Regions from separate parts of the Homo sapiens genome. Here region 1 is linked to region 2. A link is a contact called in ENCODE Hi-C or POLR2A ChIA-PET data. All regions are on one chromosome and are shown on one strand. Each heading gives the region's core, a stretch centred on a gene start or an enhancer-like site at or near the end of the contact. The rest is flanking DNA. Distances are from core to core; before and after follow the strand shown.

Region 1 (7,144 bases), core at 1,619-4,118, 190 kb before region 2:
CCTGTGGACTCCGGTGCTTTGCAAATTAAAGAGGTTTGGGGTCATTGTGGTTTCTTCTTAAATTCCTCTGTTGGCTCGATACTGACAACAGCTGGATCTTCCAGGATGTACTAATTTGGGGTGATGGAAGGGAAACTCCCTCATGGTCAGTGGAGTTTTTAACTGTTCAAAGTGTCAGTTTTATGGGTTTTCATAATGAAAATATAAGGTGTTTACATTTTAAGGAATTTGAGTCACTTTTCTTAATTGGCACCCTCCGCTTGAAATCTTAGTGCTGTTTCCTTTGGCTCTACTGAATGTTTAAAATCTCAGTGGAGCTCATTTTGGGTAATCTTTTAAATATGTTATTAATTTTATTTGTTATTAGTATCAATTTTGAATTACCAGTAGAGGGATGCTGAATTTATTTTAAACTTATTTCTTTGAGACTGATATTGTTTATTTCCCACTGGTAATGGCGTATTCCTTGATTTTATGTAAACATCCCCTCCTATAGTGTAAGTACCTGGTCCCTATCTACCTCCTGGGGTTGTTGTTTTGGGGATTAAATGAGTTAATGGTTATAAGGTCCTTAGAGCCAGCACTTGACTTGCAGAAAGTGCTAGATGGGTGTTTGTTAAGATAACTGATACTAAGCCTGCTTGTTAAAAAGTCATTAAAACGTTATGTTTTTACTATTACATTTTAAAAGGCCTTCTGAGTTGCATGGTCAGGAGATGTTCTGATTGATGTTTTCTGTCAGTTGCTACTAAAACATCTCAAGCTGGATGTGCTGCGGGTGCCCCAGGCACAGCTTTAAATACAAACGTGTCCCATTGTCTCCCTTGGAGCCCTTCCTGGCATAGATAGCGTCCCCACCACTCACCATGTGACCAAGATGGAAACCAGGGAGTTGCTTTCAACTCCTCCCTCCCCCCATTGATAATACAGCTGTGTCACCTGTGCCTCCAGACTCAGTTTGGATTCCACTCTCTATCTTATCCAACTTTTTGTCATAGGGTTTTGCGGCATTTGCAGTTCCCAAAGGAAGTTCTTTCCCACAACAATTAGTGTCATCACAAGTCCTGGATGTTTCCCTGAAGACCAGATAGTCACCTTTCCCTTTATTCTGGCCCCTTGCCCTGTGCCCACCTGGAGGCAGTCATGTAGGGTGGCCCTGGGTGTGGGGTGGCCAAGCTGACCTGGGGTGGGGCAGCATCCGATCCACGCTGCAGCTGGGTAACCTGAAGACCTTGTGAGGCAGGAAGCTCATGACTCAATTTACTGCATTCTTGGGTCCACTGGGAAGAGAAATGCTCCTGTTAAGTATGAGGTATCCTGATAATATGCCTTCTGTTTAAGGAATGGATTTTGGAGGATAGATCTCAGGAATTTGGGAAGCCAGCCCCCTTTGTAGACATTGCAGTGAGTGGGAAGCGCCAGGTTTCCCAGCAGAGGAGGCCCTTCCTGTAGCTGCTCAGGGTGTGGCTTTCTCAGAAAGATGACTTAATTGACTCAATTTTGATCCCCCTTTTAAAAATATCACCTTTTTTCACTGTGCAGAATCCCACTTCAGTGATAACGAAAGAAACTTAGGGTTTAACGTGCTGATATCCTAAAAAGAAATTGGGCAAGGCAGTCACCCAGATCCCCTTGCCCCAGGAACTCAGGAGAGGCAGTGCTTCATTTCCTTTTGCTGGTGGATTTTGGACACAGCTGTGTCCATTTGGTTTGGGAAGGACATTCCCATGTGTGTTGCCTCCCAGGTCATCAGCACTGTCCTGCCTGTTAATGTGAGGAGGAGTCTGGGGGCTGCATGCCATTGTACAGGGGGAAAAATTATATGCAGAGCCATTGAGAATGTAAAGAAGGGGCTTTTCACCTGGAACAAATGGCTTCCTGTTTATCACTTAAGACAATTATGCAGATTTCTTATTTTAACGGATTTCATACGCTGCTGTGAGACAGCCCCCTGCCAATTTGTCTCCCTCAATTAAAAAAAAAGATAGATGAAATCCAATGGGGAGTTAGTGCTTAATGGGGACAGAGTTTCAATTTTGCAAGATGTAAAGTGTGCTGGGGGTGGAGAGTGGTGATCCTGCACAACACAGTGAATGTTCCCACCGCCACCAAACCGTCCACTTAAAAGTGGCGAAGATGGCAACTTTTATGGTATACTGTTTACCACAATTAGAAAAATATAAAAGCCTGAAAACCTGAATCCACTGAGTTCTAGGCGCTCTAAAGCTGGAGCCTGGACCTTGGAAGTCCTTGGTGCTTCTCAGACTGTCCGTGGTGCAGAACTATGTAGCAGGTTCTCCCTCCAGCTACTGCAAACCAAAACGTTTCTAAAATATAATGAAAAAGATTAATAGAAAATAAAGACCAAAAAGGATAGATGAAATCCCCTTAATAATGCAACGGTCATTGACCATGACTTAAGAAAATAACAACAACGAAAGAACAAAACCGAGGGGATTTTCTTGAATTCCATGAATGAAGGGGAAATGAATGGTGGAGGTGGCTCTTGGAAGGTCAGAGAATTGAGGGGCATTCTCTGCTTGCAGAAGACCCTTGGCGGGAGCTAAGACTCTACCTGCAGTGGACTTGTGGCAGCCTGTGACCATGTGCCACTAAGAAGGGTGCTGTGGGTTTCCTGGGAGCTGAGACGGCAGAGCCACCCTTTAAGGTTTCGTTTTCCTCAAATGCGCAGACTTTCCTCAGAGGCTGCCATGCAGAGATCTTGTTCTGTGGGTCAGGGTAGAATTTTCCTTATGAACGGGCAGTTTGTCATTCCAGGTATCCTACTGGGCACAGAATTGTCCAGTCCTGCTCTGTCGTGCAGCCCCTCTGGGTGACCTGCATGGCTGCTGCGAGTGCACGCTGCTCTCCCCCTCAGCCCTGCCACCTCCTTCTGCAGGCGGAGTTGTGGTCACAGCCTGGCCACGGGAGCTTCAGGGACGCTGACGCCTCTCAGGGTTTTGGTGTGGTTTAAAAACCCTCTGAGTTTAACTTTATTATGCCTGCTCAGCAATTATTACTCTGTGTGTGTGTGTGGTTTTTTTTTTTCAAAGAATTCTCTTTAAGGGGTGTTTTTGCTTCTTCATTAATAATAGTTTCTTAAAACCACCAATTCAGGGTTGCACATAAATGTAGTCTGTAATTTTCTGCATTTTCTTTAATATGTAATCTTCCACTGGGATCAAGAATTCCCCAGGAGAGGCTCTGCTCTTAGCTCTTAAAAAAAAAAAGTTGATTGGCTCCCTCTCTTAGTTCTTGGGCTTTCAAATTTGCTTTAATTTCTATTTTCTCTCCCTAAAGAGTGTGATGGCCCCTCCCCCCACCCCCATTTATCTACCATGTAGTGGGGTTTGTGGTCTTCTAAAAAGAAAAACAGATTTTGGAGTGTATGTGTGGTGTACGTGTGTGTTATGTGTGTTTATGTGTGTTGGGGGCATCTGTATATGTGTTGTGTGTGGCATGTGTGATGTTTGTGTATGTGTTGTATGTTTGTGTATGTGTTGTATTGTGTCTGTGTATGTTGGGTTGTGTGTAGTGTGTGATGTCTGTGTATGTCGTGTATGTGGTATGTGTTGTGTCTTTGTTGTGTGTGGTATGTGTTGTGTGTTGGGTTGTGTTGTCATCTTTGTGTGATGTGACATTTGTATAGTTTTTGTCTCTCTGTGTGTGTGGTATGTGTTGTGTGTCTTGTGTGTATGGTGTGTGATGGTTGTGTATGTGTTGTGTGGTATGATTGTATGTGTGTGGTGTGTCTGGTGTGTGGTATTGTGTGTGCTGAATTTGTGTGGTGTGTGATGTTTGTGTATGTGTTGTATGTGGTGTTTGTGTTGAGTGGTGTTTGGTGTATATGTGGTGTTTGTGTATGTGTTGTGTATGGTATGTGTTGTGTGGTGTGTCTTGCATGTGTGATATTTGTGTGGGGGGTGTGTGTGTGATATGTGGTTTGTGGTGTATGAGTTTTGTGTATGTGCTGTGTGTGGTATATGTTGTATGTCTGTGTGGTGTGATGTTTGCGTATATGTTACGTTTTTGTGTGTGGTATATGTTGTGTGGTATGTGTTGTGTGTATTGTATGTTGTGTGGCATGTGACATTTGTGTATGTCTTGTGTGTGGTGTATGTGCTGTGTGTGTGGTGTGTGTGCGCACACGTGTGTTCTGCAGCTGTGCACCTTGGAGCCGTCCCAGGTAGTAAGCCAGAATGGAGGCAATAATGAGTGATGAGCAGTTTGTTTTTTCCCTTTTTGGAGGCTTTGCCTCATTAACTTGGAACCAGAGGTTCCTGAGGCCACGGGTGGCAGAGTCGAGGAGGCCTCCAAAGCCAGCAGTGGAGCGTAGGAGCCAGGGCGCTGGGGTGGAGATGGGATCTTTACAGCCTGGAAGGGACATCCTGTGTGTCTTGCTGCCTGCCACTGGGTGCCCTCCTATAGTGTTGGTGGCTGCTCCAAGCGCCAAGGCACCCCCACCATGGGCCTGAAGCCTGATTCCACTTCCTTGCTCCACAAGGCTGGGCCACCCTCTGCCTGGTCTCTCCAGGCTGTGACTGGATGGCTTTTCTCCAGGGCGATGGCCTGTTGGTCGTGGCGCAGGTCCTACCGCTCCCTACCCCAGCCCTTGGGCCTTCCAGCCCTTTATGGACTGAGCCCGCCTGACTGGAACATTCTTGGGCTCTTGGTGCTAGGAGGGCAGTGGGCTCCACCCGCTAAACTTGTGGCATCCTCAGGTCAGGTGAACAAGGCACAATGGAGGCAGGGAGCTCTGAGTTTCTGATCTGAGGAACCTCCTCACCCCGGGATCCTTCCATGATCCCTGGTGCCAAATCTGGCTTTGTGGTTAAAAAAGGATGACCTGGGCCCGGGTGTGGTGGTGCATGCCTGTAATCCCAGCTACTCGGGAGGCTGAGGCAGGAGAATTGCCTGAACCTGGGAGGTGGAGGTTGCAGTGAGCCGAGATCCTACCACTGTACTCCAGCCTATGCGGCAGAGCGAGACTCTGTCCCCCCCCCCAAAAAAAAACAAAAACAAAAACAAAAAATCAAAAAAAAGGATGACCTGTCAGGGCAGTGATTCCTACCTTGTGGGATGGTTCACATGTTTCTTTGAATATCTAAAACCACTCTCCTTTAAAAATATTTCAGCTGTTCACTGACTGTATTTTTGGAAATTAAATGGATATTGTTTTGAGAATGCAGCAATATCCCTTTAAATACGTAAAATAAGTATGGGCATTTTATTGCCGTGGACTCTCTCCACGACCCCAGTCTGAGGTATTTTTATGAGCTCCTAGTAAACCCCGTCTCAAGCCAATTGCGTTTGTTTTTGTTCCTCTTTGTCTACAGAGTTGTCGAATGCTCACCGGGAAGGGGTGGGCAGTTGTCCCTTTGGGGATGTTGAGAATGTGGGGAAACCACTTCCCATTTGCTGACTTAGGGGCTGGTTTAGGAGAAAATCTTTGTTCTTCCCTTTACAGAAAATATTTAGGTTGGGGTTGTTTGTTCCAGAAGTGTCTGCCTTGAAAATACTCCATGGAAGAATTTGGAGATGTAGGAATGGCTTAAGTTTTGACTTGAGGAGAAAAAAAAAAGACACAACGAATCGACTTCTTGGGGCCACAGACCACTCCAGCAGCCTCATTTCCATTTATTTTGGGGGCTTGTGTTGTAGAAGTGAGTTGATGCCCGATGGGAAGAACTGGAGCAGATCACCCTTCCCAGACTTTCTTGGGCAGGGGAAGCCAGCGGGTTGGGGTGTGGGCATCTGAGACCCCTCCATGCAGCATCTATCTGGGTTCCTCCTGGGCCGACTGCAGTCAGGGGCACAGAAAAAAAATCCTGTTGCTCTCTGGATGTGGCAGTTTTAATTTTCCATGCACTCATACTTTAGGGGAGAACATGTATTTTTTTTATTTGCTTTTGTTTAAGTATATGTATTTTTTTCTTTATCATAGTAAAATATGCATATCATGGAATTTACCATCATAAGTATTGTTTGGTGGCATTAAATGCATTCATATTGTTTTGCAACCATCACCGCCATCCACAGAACTCATTTCATCATCCCCGACAGAAACTCTGCACCCATTAAATAATGCCTCCCCCATCTCCTCCCCCAGACCCTGGCAGCCACCGATTCTACCTTCTGTTTCTATGCATTTGACCACCCTAGGGACCTTGTAGAAGTGGAACATGCAGTCTATGTCCTTCTGTGACTGGCCCGGTTCCCTTAGCATGCCTTCGAGGCTTATCCATGTTGCAGCATGTGTCAGATTTCCATTCCTAAGGATATGGTTTTTAAATAGTCATTTGTTTTGCCAGTGCAGATAAAATGTTTACATATTAACTCCATGCTGATGAAGCGGTTTCTTCTTACAGTGAGCTTAACAGTGTCCCTTTCTTGTTGCTTCAGTTGAGACTGAGCTCTCCAACTGATGCTGGATGTCTCAGGGAGGGCCCCATGGTGTCTGTTGGGGGTGGGGGCAGGGTCGCCCAAGGAGGGCCCTTGGTGTTAACGGAGATCCTTGGCAGTTCAGGAGGTCTCAGGCGGCTCACAGCCACGACCACCCAGCTCCCCATCGGGAACTGCTTTTGAGATCTGTTTTCAGTAGGGGCCTGAGGCGTGGGAAGGCCCTGGCTGTGAGAGGTACAAGCAGGGTGGGCTTGGTGGAGAGGTGATGGAGGGCCTGGGATTTGGGTTTCCTGGAGGGAAAGAAGGGAAAAGACCCTGACAGCGAAGGGGAAGTTTACTTCATTTTGTGATACCTGAGGATAGAAATTGAGCTTTGGTTTAGAAATGAGATATTTCTACTATGAAGAAAGAATTAAAGGAAAATTGAGAAAACCTTTAAAAATAATTGTTTCTCCTTCCTCTTCTTTGTTGTGTGAGTATGCATCTCTTACTTGTTGACTACTTAGATGAATCAGGCCGTCATCTGTGGTGGGGAGCCCTTGTGAGTTACTAAATATTTCATCTCCATGAGCCCCAGTTTCTGCATCTGAAAAATAGGAATGTTAACCGTTGTGTGGATTAAATGTTGGGACTGGTTGAATGAATTGAGGGAGGTATTCTGTGCGAATGGCCTCTTTTCAAGTGCCTCTGGCTCTGTTGGCCTGCTGCTCCAGAATTGAGGGTAGGCCCCCCCACCTACACC
Region 2 (6,448 bases), core at 1,113-3,612:
CTCAATAATTTACTTGCGTAAAATTCACTCATTCTAGGTGTCAATTCAGTGATTTTTTAGTCCATTTGCAGAGTGTGCAGCCTTCTCCCCAGTCTAATTTCAGAGCATTTCCATTATCCTGCAAGGGTCCCTCATGCTTGTCAGCCCCAGGCAACCTGTTCTGCTTCCTGTCTCTATGGATTTGCCTTTTCTGGACATTTCATATTAATGGAACCATAGAATATGTAGTATTTGCCTCTGGCTTCTTTCACTGAGCAGAAAGTTTTCAAGTTTCATCCATGGTGTACAGAGCGAGACTCCATCTCAAAAAAAAAAGTCCTTTTTTTTTGCTGCATAGTATTCCATTGTAAAGATATACCACACTGTTCATCCATTCATCCATCCATGGACATTTGAATTTTTCTAGTTTGGGGCTATTGTGAATAATGTTACTGTGAACATTTGCATACATTCATGTGTGGACATATGTTTTCACTTCTCTTGGGTCGATTCCTAGGAGTGAAATCACTGAGTCGTATAGTAAATCGTTGATTTTTGTTTTTGAAACAGGGTCTCACTCTCTCACCCAGGCTGGAGTGCAGTGGTGCAAACACAGCTCTCTGTACCCTCAATCTCCTGTGCTCAAGGGATCTTCCTGCTTCAGCCTCCTGAGTAGCTGGCACTACGGGCCCATGCCACCATGCCTGGCTAATTTTTTTTTTTTTTTTTTTTTTGTGGAGATGGGATTTCACCATGTTGCCCAGGCTCATCTCAAATTGCTAAGCTCAAGGAATTCTCCCACCTCTGCCTCCCAAAGTGCTGGGATTACAGGCATGGGCCACCACACCCGGCATTTGTTATCTTTTTAAGAAACTTCCAAACTATTTTCCATAGTGGCTGCACCATTTCACCTTCCCACCAGCAATGAATGAGGCCTCCAGTTTCTTCACATCCTCACCAGCACTGGTTATTATCTGCCTTATGTACTGTATATATAGCCATCTCAGTGGGTGTGGAATGAGAGCCATGTACTTTTAAGAATATCTGAGGAAAACATTACTTAGATGAAAGGATTGCAGTCACAGAGAAAGTTCTATGAATAGTTTATGAATTCTCATCAAATGCCCTTCATTTATTTATTTGTCCACACAGCCATTCAACAAATGCTTCTTGGGCACAGGCTGGGTTCAGTGGTGAACAAGCTGGGGAACACCATCCCTACTCTCTGGAGGCAGGTTATTAAACAGGAAATACTGTAAAAAACAAAACAAAACAAAACAAAAAACAAAAACAAAAAACAGAATAGGTCTTCCTGAGAAAGCAGTATTTGCTGAGTGATGCCTCAGCCAGAGCGCAGCTGTGGCAGCTGATGAGGCCCACGCTCATAGCATTAGATAAAGGGCGAAAGCCTGCCGCCTCCATCGTGGGCACACCAGGACATCTGGTACCTGCGTTCCTCTGCAGCTTGTGATTCCCAGTGGCTGCACTCTTTCTTTGGAGGCAGAGCTCTTCCTTCACCTGAAGACTCTATCTTTCCTCAGTCGCAGAGCCCAAGACCCCCACGGTTCTGCCAAGACCCTCATAGTTCTGCCTGGGAACTTGGGTTGGGAAAAAAAAAATCACTAACCTACATTTCATTCAGAACTGCGATGTAGCATTTCCCTTATTATACACATAGGGAAAAAACCCAGAGACGTATTGCTATTATGGGTGGCTGGTCGCCACTAAACACTGGTTATTTTCATGTCACTTTGCAGTTGTGGCCGATACTAGAAATTCTATTTCGCTCATCACTGCTTGACAATAACACACATTATTGGGCCCGCTGCAAAATCTTGTTATTGAGTTAATACAGAAGCACACAAATGATAACACATCCCAATGTTATTTTTTAAATATTTTGATAATTTTAATATTAGATGTTATCTTTGAAGTTTGTGTTTTATTTTTTGTGTTATGAAATTATACCCTGAGAAGAGACCCAAGTCCAAATGGGTCCAAGGTGCAGAAAAGGTTAGGGGCCCTGGAATGACCTGTCTTCCTCTGGGACCACTCCCCCGCATGCTGGAACCCCCGGGCGGGCGCGGGTCCTTAGCTCAGGTCCTCCCTTCATACGCTCGCTACGGCTCCGCCTCCTCCTGGCCTCGGGCGTGCTCCAGACCTCCCCGCAGGCGCCTCCCCGCCCACCCCTGGCTCCTCGCCCTACCCAGTTGGGTCCGGCGAGAGGGAGGGGTCCGGCGAGAGGGAGGGGTCCGGCGAGAGGGAGGGGTCCGGCGAGAGGGAGGGGTCCGGCGAGAGGGAGGGAGGTCTCTCTATCGACCTACAGTTCTCATTCTGTTTTGCCAAGTGTACGCCAAGAAGGACATGGCGCCGCGTAAAAGCAGGAACGACGTCTCCTGGGCTGAACAGGAGCACAAACTGTTCTGAAAGGGTTTTTTTTTTTTTTTTTTTCGGAGTAAATGTTGATTCGCTGCTGTTCTTGCTTGGGAGCTGGTGCCTGTCTGCTGTGCTCGCGGGCTCTGAATTTTTAATTTTAAAATTAAAAATATTTAAATTTTAATTTAACTTTAAAATTGAAGTTTAATTTTTTAAAAAATATTTTTTAATTTCAAAAATTTAATTTTTTTATAATTTCAGGTAAATTTTCTTCAAGTTTTAATAACGCAGTAAGAGTAAACTTCTAGTTACCTAAAATAGTTTTCAATGTGAACTTCATTCGCTTAACATAAATGTTACGTTTCTCTCCTACAAAATACAATTGACCATGTTCACAAGGGTTCTCTTTCTTTTTTCCCTAAAAGTAATTTTAGTTCACAGCCAGAAAAAGGTCCTTCAGTTTAAGAAGGGGGGGGGGGGGTAGCATAAATACCAGTCCCTGGACAAATGTGTGTGTCGAGGTACGTGAAAGCCACAGATGGAGAAAGTCAGTCCCCACCTGCGAAGGTGGCATCGTGGGAGGTGAGGTCCCTAAGGCAGGGTTTCTCCCTCTTGTGTTCACTGCTGGTCCCCAGCACAGAGAGGCGCTCCATAAATAATTGTTCCCACACACAGATACACACTCATATACACATATACTATACACACACCACGTTCCATACACACTACACATATTCATATATAAGAGCTGCTCTCTGCTGGCACGGAGGTCCATGGACGGGGTGGGAGGAGACTCACGTGTTGTGGGGGCTCCCTCTCTAAGGCAAGTGGTCCCATAAAAGCGAGCAACGCTTTTCTTTTTTAATTTCAGGTAAATTTTCTTCGAGTTTTAGTTATTATGCAGTAAGAGTAAACTTCTAGTTACCTAAAATAGTTTTCAATGTGAACTTCATTAGTTTAACATAACTGTTACATTTCTTTCCTACAAGATACAATTGACCATGTTTACAAGGGAAAGTGATCTGGTAAAAGCTGGCTTTATTATGTGGGTTCTATAAATATGCAAACTCATTGCACATGTAGTGTTCCCTTTTAACAAATTGTATTAACTTGATTATCCCTTCGGGATTTTTTTTTTTTTTTTTTGCTGAAATAACCTAGTCTATATAAAAACCCAATCTCTTCCTTGTATGTGCAAGAAAACTAAAGTGCTTATTAGGAAAGCTGCGTGTTTAATATACTGTGGCCAACACGATTATTTGGAACAGCATTTTTTGGTTAAATTGTGGGTGAAATGCTCTATCCCAAATGCAGACATGCGGTATTAGAGACTAGACCACAGAAATCCCGATGGTCAAACTGATCCGATGTGAGATTATTAGATTAACCTGGACCACAGATGGAGATCTCAGTCTGCTGGAGGCCTGGTGCTATTCTGGGCACAGGGATGGGGCAGAGAACCAAACAGACACATGAAGGGAAGGGAAGTACATTCTACAGGGTTGGGAAGCTCAGTTCCCTGAGGAAAACGCAGCTGGTGAGGGGGATTCCTTGGCCTGAGTGGGTAGTTTAAAGAGTCTGGTCGGAAAGCCTTTCCACTAGTCATCAACTGTGCCTCTAAAAATCACTGTAACTAAGAATCATCTAAAAAGGTGTCTGCACCTGAACCCGGTGATGGCTTCTTCATCCTCTTTAACTGCAAACAAAAATGTGCAGGCTACAGCAGCACAGGCAGCTTATTTGCCAAGAGAGTGTAACATAAAACTGAGAAAGTCACTCTCATTATTTAAAAAAAAAATGCATCTCTGAAAACTGTAACTTCCCAGTTAGTGAAGTTAGGATCTCAGGATCATAGAAAGCGGGAAAAATGACTGGTGGTGAGTCATTTGGATTTGTATGGGAGACAAGAAGCCACTCTTAATCCACATGATTAGCCACACCGGAACCCTTAATTGTCCTTCAAGCAGAAATGAAGGAACTGGGAGAAATGCCACTAGAAAATGAATTCTAATTAATTCATTCATCCAGATCCTTCTCTCTTTTCCCTAAAAATAATTCTAGTCACAGCCAGAAAAAAGGGCAGGAAAGCAGTTTAAAGTGGGGGGTGTAAATACCAATCGGTGGAGAAACCTGCGTGTTGAGGCATTCTCAGAGTGAAAGCCACAAATGGAGGAAGTTGGTCCCCAACTGCGAATGGCATCATGGGAGGTGACGTCCCCAGAGCAGGGTTTCCCCCTCTCTTGTGTTCACTGCTGGTGAAGAGCGTAGGTGCTCCATAAATAATTGTCCCCACACACATACACAGATACTCATACACATACACCACACACACAATTTCACACACACCACACATACCACACACACACCCATACACATACACCACACACACACCCCACACACATTCCACACATACCCATACACATACACACCACACACATTCCACACAGACACCACACATACCACACACACACCCATACACATACACCACACACACAACCCACACATATTCCACACATACCCATACACATACACACCACACATACACATACACCACACACACCCACACCCACACACACGTTCCACACACACCACACACACTCATACACACACACCACACATACACCACACACACCACACACTCATACACACTGCACACACCCACACCCCCACACACATTCCACACACACCACACACACTTACACACCACACACACCTTCAGCACCATACAGACTCATACACACATACACCACACACAGACACGTATTCTGCAAACACCACACACATTCACACACACACCATATACACATTCACATGCACACTTATACACACACACCACACACACCACACACATCTTGCACACACCACACACATACACACCACATCAACCCACACCACACACACACTACACACACACACCTCATATACCAGAGACACATACATAACATATACACACCACACATTTCACACATACCATACACACCGCTCACATATCACACACGCCACATACACATCACAGATAACACACACACCTTGCACACCTCGCACACAAATTACACACACACACCACACATACAGCACACACATGTGCACACACACAAACACTCCAGAAACACCACACATCACATACACAACTCACACACCATCCACACATACACCACACACCTCACACAACCTCACACATACCACAAACACCACACACACACCTCACATACCACACACATACACCACACACATCACACACCACACACCGCAAACATGCACCACACACACACCTCACATACTACACACATCACACACACCATACACATACACTCCACACACATATCACATACATACACTCCACAAACACCAAACACACACCTCACACACACACACCACACACAAACACATACACACCATACACACCTCACACAAAAACACACATCACACAAACATACATATATACATACATTCCACACACAAACCAAACACATCATATACACAAATGCACATACACAGCACATATACCACACACACACAAACCACACAACACACACACACCAGACAAACCCTACACACACCACCCACACATCACACACCACACACCACACACACACAGACACACGCACACAAGTTTCTCTTCTACCCCAAGGAGTGCAATTATTTGTTCACTGGTTTTCTTTCTAAAAATCCTCATTGTGAATTTCTGGTAAATAAAATTCTCCACCTCTAAATTTTTTAGCATTTAGGCTGTTTCTAAACTGTTGCTCTTCTAATGTCATAGTGAACATTCTTGTGCACCAAACATTAACCTGCCACCTTACCTGACTTAGCCGAGTGTGGGCTCGATGGTTGCAGTTACCATCTTTGTGTGTTCTTGCGGTGCCAGCGTGATCCTATCTGCTTTTCTTGTTCTCTGCGTCTTACCTTTATTTACCTTTGTTTTGATTTGTTTTTTGATACTGTTTTGCTTTTCTCGAACTCAAGTTGATTTTCTTCTCACAATCTATGTCCACAGATGGAAGTCAGGGGAACAAAGTTTCGTGTTTCACCGGAAGCCCCTCCTTTCTCCCCCTAACTTGGCTTCAAGTGCAGCCAAGTAATAAAGCCCTCA

The links. Hi-C counts contacts between places; a loop is a spot of excess contacts on that map. ChIA-PET counts read pairs that join two places held with the same protein, here RNA polymerase II (POLR2A). Pooled maps may share reads with other maps.
Region 1: a pooled map shows a loop between it and region 2 (2.4-fold over the local background). The contact joins two enhancer-like sites. A Hi-C loop is called at or near these places in 1 of 50 pooled maps. POLR2A ChIA-PET finds 5 or more read pairs at or near these places in 4 of 52 experiments (HEK293, T-cell, activated CD8-positive, alpha-beta T cell and 1 more).

The regions. Positions count from the first base shown.
Region 1 is chr9:91,901,912-91,909,055 of GRCh38, reverse strand. All of the region lies in intron 1 of ROR2 (receptor tyrosine kinase like orphan receptor 2), which reads left to right. Among named protein-coding and RNA genes, the nearest start is that of ROR2, 45 kb to the left of the region's middle. RefSeq lists enhancers at 401-1,007, 2,778-2,887, 2,837-3,400. Within about 2 kb of position 2,868, at least 5 of the 41 ENCODE cell types and tissues checked have a DNase peak (open chromatin) inside an H3K27ac peak, as active enhancers do.
Region 2 is chr9:91,710,330-91,716,777 of GRCh38, reverse strand. No RefSeq gene overlaps it. Among named protein-coding and RNA genes, the nearest start is that of MIR3910-2, 77 kb to the right of the region's middle. RefSeq lists a silencer at 2,102-2,151. Within about 2 kb of position 2,362, at least 11 of the 41 ENCODE cell types and tissues checked have a DNase peak (open chromatin) inside an H3K27ac peak, as active enhancers do.